Linked DNA regions of Homo sapiens: region 1 is linked to region 2. A link is a contact called in ENCODE Hi-C or POLR2A ChIA-PET data. All regions are on one chromosome and are shown on one strand. The core of a region is the stretch at or near the end of the contact, and the rest is flanking DNA. Distances in the headings are between cores, read along the strand shown. Region 1 overlaps AGAP1 (ArfGAP with GTPase domain, ankyrin repeat and PH domain 1). Region 2 overlaps AGAP1 (ArfGAP with GTPase domain, ankyrin repeat and PH domain 1).

Evidence for each region. Hi-C counts contacts between places; a loop is a spot of excess contacts on that map. ChIA-PET counts read pairs that join two places held with the same protein, here RNA polymerase II (POLR2A). Pooled maps may share reads with other maps.
Region 1: a pooled map shows a loop between it and region 2 (1.8-fold over the local background). The contact joins two enhancer-like sites. A Hi-C loop is called at or near these places in 9 of 168 maps with a recorded cell type or tissue (PC-9, dorsolateral prefrontal cortex, heart left ventricle and 4 more) and 4 of 50 pooled maps. POLR2A ChIA-PET finds 5 or more read pairs at or near these places in 5 of 52 experiments (Caco-2, HEK293, OCI-LY7 and 2 more).

Annotation. Positions count from the first base shown.
Region 1 is chr2:235,723,509-235,726,534 of GRCh38, forward strand. The region is part of intron 3 of AGAP1 (ArfGAP with GTPase domain, ankyrin repeat and PH domain 1); the gene reads left to right. Among named protein-coding and RNA genes, the nearest start is that of TNRC17, 210 kb to the left of the region's middle. RefSeq lists enhancers at 71-638, 639-1,206. Within about 2 kb of position 1,628, at least 12 of the 41 ENCODE cell types and tissues checked have a DNase peak (open chromatin) inside an H3K27ac peak, as active enhancers do; they include dorsolateral prefrontal cortex, where a contact is called at or near this core.
Region 2 is chr2:235,664,625-235,668,087 of GRCh38, forward strand. All of the region lies in intron 1 of AGAP1 (ArfGAP with GTPase domain, ankyrin repeat and PH domain 1), which reads left to right. Among named protein-coding and RNA genes, the nearest start is that of TNRC17, 150 kb to the left of the region's middle. Within about 2 kb of position 2,032, at least 6 of the 41 ENCODE cell types and tissues checked have a DNase peak (open chromatin) inside an H3K27ac peak, as active enhancers do; they include dorsolateral prefrontal cortex, where a contact is called at or near this core.

The DNA of each region.
Region 1 (3,026 bases), core at 378-2,877, 58 kb after region 2:
GAACTGAGTCATTGCTCTGAGACCCGTTCCCCAGGACAACTCTCTCTGTGTCACCCATGGCATCACAGGCACCCTGGGCCATGGGCCCTCCCGAGCTGTGCAGGTTAGCTTGTGTGCCAGAAGGACCTGAGGACCAGAAAAGCTGAAAGCCAGCACCACGCTGAGATCGTGGCACACCTGAGGAGGGCAGAAAGGTGGCCCCACAAGCTTCCCAAGATGAAACTAAACTGTATATGGATTGAGTGGGAGCTTTTATCGTTGGTTGGTTGGTTGGTTGGTTGGTTGGTTGGTTGGTCGATCGACAGAGACTTAAGAATGTTCATAGACCAACTCCAAGCTGCAAAATGAAAGTACCGAGAGGAAGGTGGGCCATCTGAGAGCCGCCTTTATCCCAGATCTGGAAGAAACCCACATCTAGGTGTGAAAGTGGCAAAAGGAGGGCCGGGGCCTGCCTGCCACTGAGGCCCAGCGGCTGCCTGCGAGGGTCAGTGGTGTCGTAGCCTGCTGCCGCCACACAGAGGGATTTGCAGGGAAGGGCCTTAGCCAGGCATGATGTGGGAGCGTTGGCCCTGGCATTCCCGGGTCTTCATGAGCTTAATTCAGCAGGGGCTCCTTCCTTCAGTGATGGAATCTGGAGTTTCTGACTGATTCTTAACCAACTCAAAATTTTAGGCAGAAAGCTAGCTCCAAGGCTGAGGCAGCCCTGAATGTGCCTAGGCCAACAGCCAGCGAGCTCCTGGCCGGGAGCCTGGTAATGGGGATGGCTGGTAAAGGCTGTGCCGGCCCTGCCTCCCTCCCAGAAGGGCGACCCTCCAGCCCCATGTCCAGGCTCTCCCATCTTCCCAGCTCGGGCCACACATAGGCAGCAGCTGCCCCCATGCTCTGTCCCAGAGACGGAACACACTGGTCACTGGGAGATTAGCCTCCCTCATTCATTTTCCCGATAGAATATGATAGCTGAGGTAGCTGGAAGAGTATGGTCAAGGAGCTCAAGGCAGCTCTTTCACTCAGGAGCCTGCCAGCGTAGGGCAGGGGAAGTCAGTGCCCTCCCAGATGGAAAAGGTACCTGCGGTGGTGGGGGGAGGGGGAGTTCCCTATGTAAAGAAGAGTCCAAAACAGATAAGGGAGACTGAAGAAACCTGAACATCCAGTGCTCATGAGGAAAAGCTTTAAGAGAAAATACCAGGTGCTAAGAGTAATTATAACTACCAGGTAAGGACCAGTGAGAAACAGTGGGTGAGATTAGGCTCGACAGTTCCCTAACTCAGGAAAGTCGAGTTTCTGAGCATAAGTCATAGGAAATTCTCAAACATACTTTTGCTTTGTGCCTGGGAAGCAGGAAAGTACACCAGACCCACCTCATTTCTTACATCTCTCCAAGAGAAGCCTTTCGCTTGTCTGTTTGGTTTATTTGGTTCACATCAGAGTTTGCTAAAGGCTTGGAGGTTCTGTAGGAAGGAATGAGCCGCTTCACCTCCTGGAGAAAGGACGTCTCGTTTCCAGCATGTCGGGGGTCAGGCTGTGCTGCACTGAGGCTGAAGGGTTCTGGGATTTTCCACTGTGTGTTTGGTTTCTGTTGCTTGTTCCAAGCTGCTGACGCGGTGTGCTGGATGAGAGTTCTACTGGCCACTGGCTTCTGGCCTCCAGGGCCAGCTGGCTGTACAGCCACCTGCAAGTCTTTGTTCCCGGGGTTAGCCTTGCCACCCTCCTTCAGGACTGCCTAGAATTGTTTCCTGTCATCGGGGTAGTAAATGTGTTCTCAGGAGCACGTGTATCTTAAATATGTTTTAACGAATGTTTACTTAGTTTCTTAGAAACAAAACGTGGTAAACACCCAGTCTTATTTTCTGGGACACATGAAGTGTGTTTAAGCTGTCAGCTCCAAAAACCCTTTCCAAGTCAAATAACTTAAAAAAAAAGGTTGTCAGCTACCACTGCATCCCAGATGTTAGAGTTTATTTCTAAAGCTGTTCTTGGGTGCTGTTTAATGTTCCAGTGGAAAAAAAAAAAAAACACCTGTAATACTCCAGTAACATTTGACTAGTCGTGAAATCTAGCCATTTAGATTTTTCAACCTCAATTTGACCGTTAGTTGCAACCAAGTGATTATAAACACATGATAATTTTTTAATGAGAATTATCTGTAAACGTTGAGATGATGAGCCTGCTGCTATGTTGGTTTAATAGATAAAGCAGAAGTCAGTTCAGCCATCTTCACTGATGATTTTCAGAATTAACCTGATCACTCACCATGGAAATACCATTCCCCTTTGTTCTTGTCTTCCTATGTGTGTGACAGTCCCTAACTTGACCCCTGGCATGGAAGCCATCAGTGAGGATCAGGTGATATTGTCTAAAAATAGGTAAAGGATGCTAACATTATTATTAGATGTTCAAAAAAATAATAAAAGGGAAGCATGTTCTGTTTCATTTTGAGCAAGAAAAAAAGCCGTAAAATCAGAATAAGGAGATAGTCATGTTTTTGGCATTGATGAAATTGGCAGGACAAAGTGTGTTTTTGAGTTGGCTGTATGGAACTCAGAATGTATTGTCCCATATTGTTATAATTAATTTGACAAGAAATCCAGGGCTTACCAAAAGCCATACTGGGCCTGCATTGGAGCCTGTGTTCCAGAGAAAATACCTTTCTGAATAAGTAACTGTGATGCAGGGCTGGGACTTACACCCGGTCTGGGAGCGCCCTAAAGAGGACAAGCCCGCTGGCTTCTGTGGGGAGTCACTGTCTCCTGAGGGCAGCGCACAGAGGCTCATGTGTGTCCCTTCACTCACAGAGCCCAACAACAGCACAGCACATGCTGTTGACACAACTGTTGCTTTCCTAAGAAACCTCACGGCATCAGATATTTTAACAAAACCGTTCTTTAAGAGGAAAATGGAGACTAGAGCCTAGAAAGTTTCACGTATGTAATTACAAATCATTTTTCCTAGAGAAATTTTACCCCAAAAGTGTTCTGAGGCTGTGGGTGCATTTACCTGTTTATTGCGGATTAACAGAGCCATTGAAT
Region 2 (3,463 bases), core at 782-3,281:
CACTTGCTGGCTTGTTTTAAAACCAAGCTTGCTTCTCACTGGCCTGTTTAAGTGGAAATGAAGTCTCAGTGTGGGGTCCGATGCTTCCTATGGCTGCATGGAGGAAAGGAGTCTGGGCCTGAATCTCCCGTGTTCCTCATGCATGGGTAGAACTAAAGCCTCTTCTTCTGTAATGTGGCAGTTCCCATTCTCAGAGGATAAAGTACGTGTGAGTGATGCCACCTCAACCCTTAGCCAGGTGCAGGCGTAACAAGGGAGACCCACCTGTGCAATATAGTGAGACCCCCATCTTTACCATAAATGAAAAAAACGTTAGCCAAGCATGGTGGCTCACGCCTGTAATCCCAGCACTTTAGGAGGCCAAGATGGGAGAATCATCTGAGGTGAGGCGTTCGAGACCAGCCTGGGCAACATGGCAAGACCCTCCTCTCTACAAAAAAATTTAAAAATTAGCCAGGGGTGGTGACATGTGCCTGTGGTCCCAGCTATTCAGGAGGCAGGAGGATCACTTGAGCCCAGGAGTTCAAGGCTGTAGTGAGCTATGATCTTGCCACTGCACTCTAGCCTGTCTGTGTGGTGGTGTGTTCATACACAATAGACATCGCCAGTGTTCTGTTGGCAGGAATTGCTATCGTTGGTCCTTAAGGAAAAACACAGGAAGGATGCAGGTGCTCAGAGGACCTTCTGGGGTCTTTTTTCCTGCCAGATCAATGTTCCTGCCCTACAGACAGACCATACTTGTCCTTCCTCCACTAGCAGATAAGGGTCAAGTCCTCATCTCTTTTACAGTTCCACGTTTAACCTTCAGCTTTTAAAACGAGAGAAATAGGGTCCCCAGTGAGTTCAGCTGGAGTGTCCCAGGCAAAGGGATGCGTGCAGAATTTTCAGTTCCTAGAAGCTGAGCATCATGGCAAATCTTAGCTTAGAAACCATTCTACCATGACATTCTCAGATGAGAATTTGAGTCTTATGCTAAAAATATAAAAGTATTAATAAGACGTTACTGTCTTGGTAATTGCTTCTTCTTACATGTATCTGTCAGTCAACTGGCTACCAGAAAATAGCCTTTGATGTACCCACGGAGGGGCTCTTGGTGGGCTCCCGGGGTGGGCATGCTCAGGCCTGGGCAGTACCAGTGGTTGGCCAGTTTCTACCATCAGCAGACGCGGTTCTGCTAAGATACTGCAAACGTGATTACTGGCTGTCAGGTTCTGTTATTTGGAAAGCCAGCCTGTGTAGCAGATGGCTCTGCTGACTGGCTACCAGAAGTTTCCTTTAAATAAGGCTTATCAGCTCTAGCAACACTTGGAAATACTATTCTCCAGGAGAATGTTTGATTTATAGGTAGCTAGAAATGACCCGGGACAGAGGAGTCGTGAGACGGTGGCCAAAGCATCTCATAAACTTGGAACTAAGGGAGCGAAGCCAGCTGCTGAGGGTGATGAATGGGGGTTAGCTAGGGCTGGCACCTTTCCTGAACTCTCCTCTGCAGTCTTCCTCTCTCGCGCAGCATTAGTCCCTGCAGCACGGAGGCATTACCCGGCTGCTGTTTGGTTTTGAGGTAGCAGTGAAATCAACTACATGCTTTAAAAAAAAAAAAATGGTGATATGCTCCATGGCATGAAAAAATTCAAGAAATGGCAGTCTAGTGTTTAAAAAGCCACAGGAAAATAAAGCATAATGCCACCTGAACATATATAGTATTGTGATTTTTTTTTCCTCTTCAAAAAAGGCTGGTCTGGCTTTGTAGAAGGGGATTTAGATTTTGGAGTGACATGTCGGGAGCATGTGTCTTCTTTGCATCGGGAGAGCCCATCTCTCTAAGGCAGTGGGGAAAGGCAATTCTCTGTGACCAGGTTTTTCAGCACCCACAGTTGCACTTGACATGGCATCATTATGACTGGTGTGGAAAATAAGTGCTTCCTTCTGAGGTGGAAATGCTGAAAGATCACAAACACACTGGCTATGGCTGGAAGAGGTTCCCTGGAAGAGTCAGTGTCATCTAAGGTGGATGGAATGGATTCTTCTACTCCGCAGCCCGCATCTCATATGGCAAAGTGCAAAACCTGGGATGGATTCTCAACAAAGGTACAGTAATTGGGAGACACAAACAGTCCAGTGTTTTAGCCCTGAAGGAATACTACCTTATTTTTTACTTTGGGCTCTATGAATGCTTCAGATAACAAGCCAGATAGATTTACATACCTTAATTATGGACAAGCTACTTTCATATTAAAGTTCATCTCAGTATGTGAACATTGCCCTGGTCTCAAACAGTGAGAATTGACCTCCCCCTCCCACACCTGGCTAAGTTAGGAGCCCAGGGTTCTGGTCCCACCCTTGACAGTAGCAGAGATCTCTATCTTTCCACGTTGCTGTTTGTTTCTCAGCTTACAGACCTGGGTGACCTTTAAGTCTGTACAGCTGCAGTGATAAAATTTTAGACTTTTGCCATATTTTAGTGGTGTTCATCATTAAAGAGGCGGGATGGCCCTGTAGCTGTCTCTGGGATTATCGCGAAGCTTTTCTCTCCCTCGCTGTCTTTCTGTGGTAAAATCACGTAGCCTTAGCATTTTTCGGGAGTTGGGTCAATTCTTTGAGGACAGAACCCCTGCGTTGTCACTGTGTAGCATTGCAGTAGGTACTCAATATATATTCGATGAATAAATGAACCAATAGAAAACCGAGTAAGTCTGTGAAAGTTTGCTAAAAATGCTACCTGGAAATGTCAAGGTAACATTTACATTTGATTTGTGTGGAGTTCAGTAATATTCACATGTTTACTTTGGTCTTTGTTATCAACAAAGCAGAATGCTGATGCTTACTAAGACAAAAAAAAAATGAGCACAGGCAGTGTGACCCCCAAACCCCAGATTTCACCCTTACTGAGGAGCTGTGTAGCCCTGGGGAGGTGCCCTCTGTCTCCGAGCCTCTGCATCTCCCTAACCAGATGGGCGCTAGGCTGTCATTCTGAACCATTCTGACAGATGAATCCCGCCTGGCTGCTACTCTAGAAGTTGGGGGTTCTTGGTTCTTATCAAAGAGGGCTTCTTTAGCCTGGCGTGGTGGCTCACGCCTGTAATCCCAGCACTCTGGGAGGCTGAGGTGGGCAGATCATGAGGTCAGGAGTTCGAGACCAGCATGACCAACATGGTGAAACCCCATCTCTACTAAAAATACAAAAATTAGCCGGGACTGGTGGCGCGCACCTGTAATCCCAGCTACTCAGGAGGCTGAGACAGGAGAATCACTTGAACCCAGGAGGTGGAGGTTGCAGGAGCCGAGATCGTGCCATTGAGCTCCCGACTGGGCAAGAGCGAGTGAGCCTCTGTCTCAAAAAAAAAAAAAAAAAAAAAAAAAGTCTTCTTTATTGAAACTCAAAAGGTAAAATGATTCTGTCTTGGAGACCCCTCCTTACAATGAGGATGTAATCAGAGGTACCACATCCAGAGCCCTTAGAGTT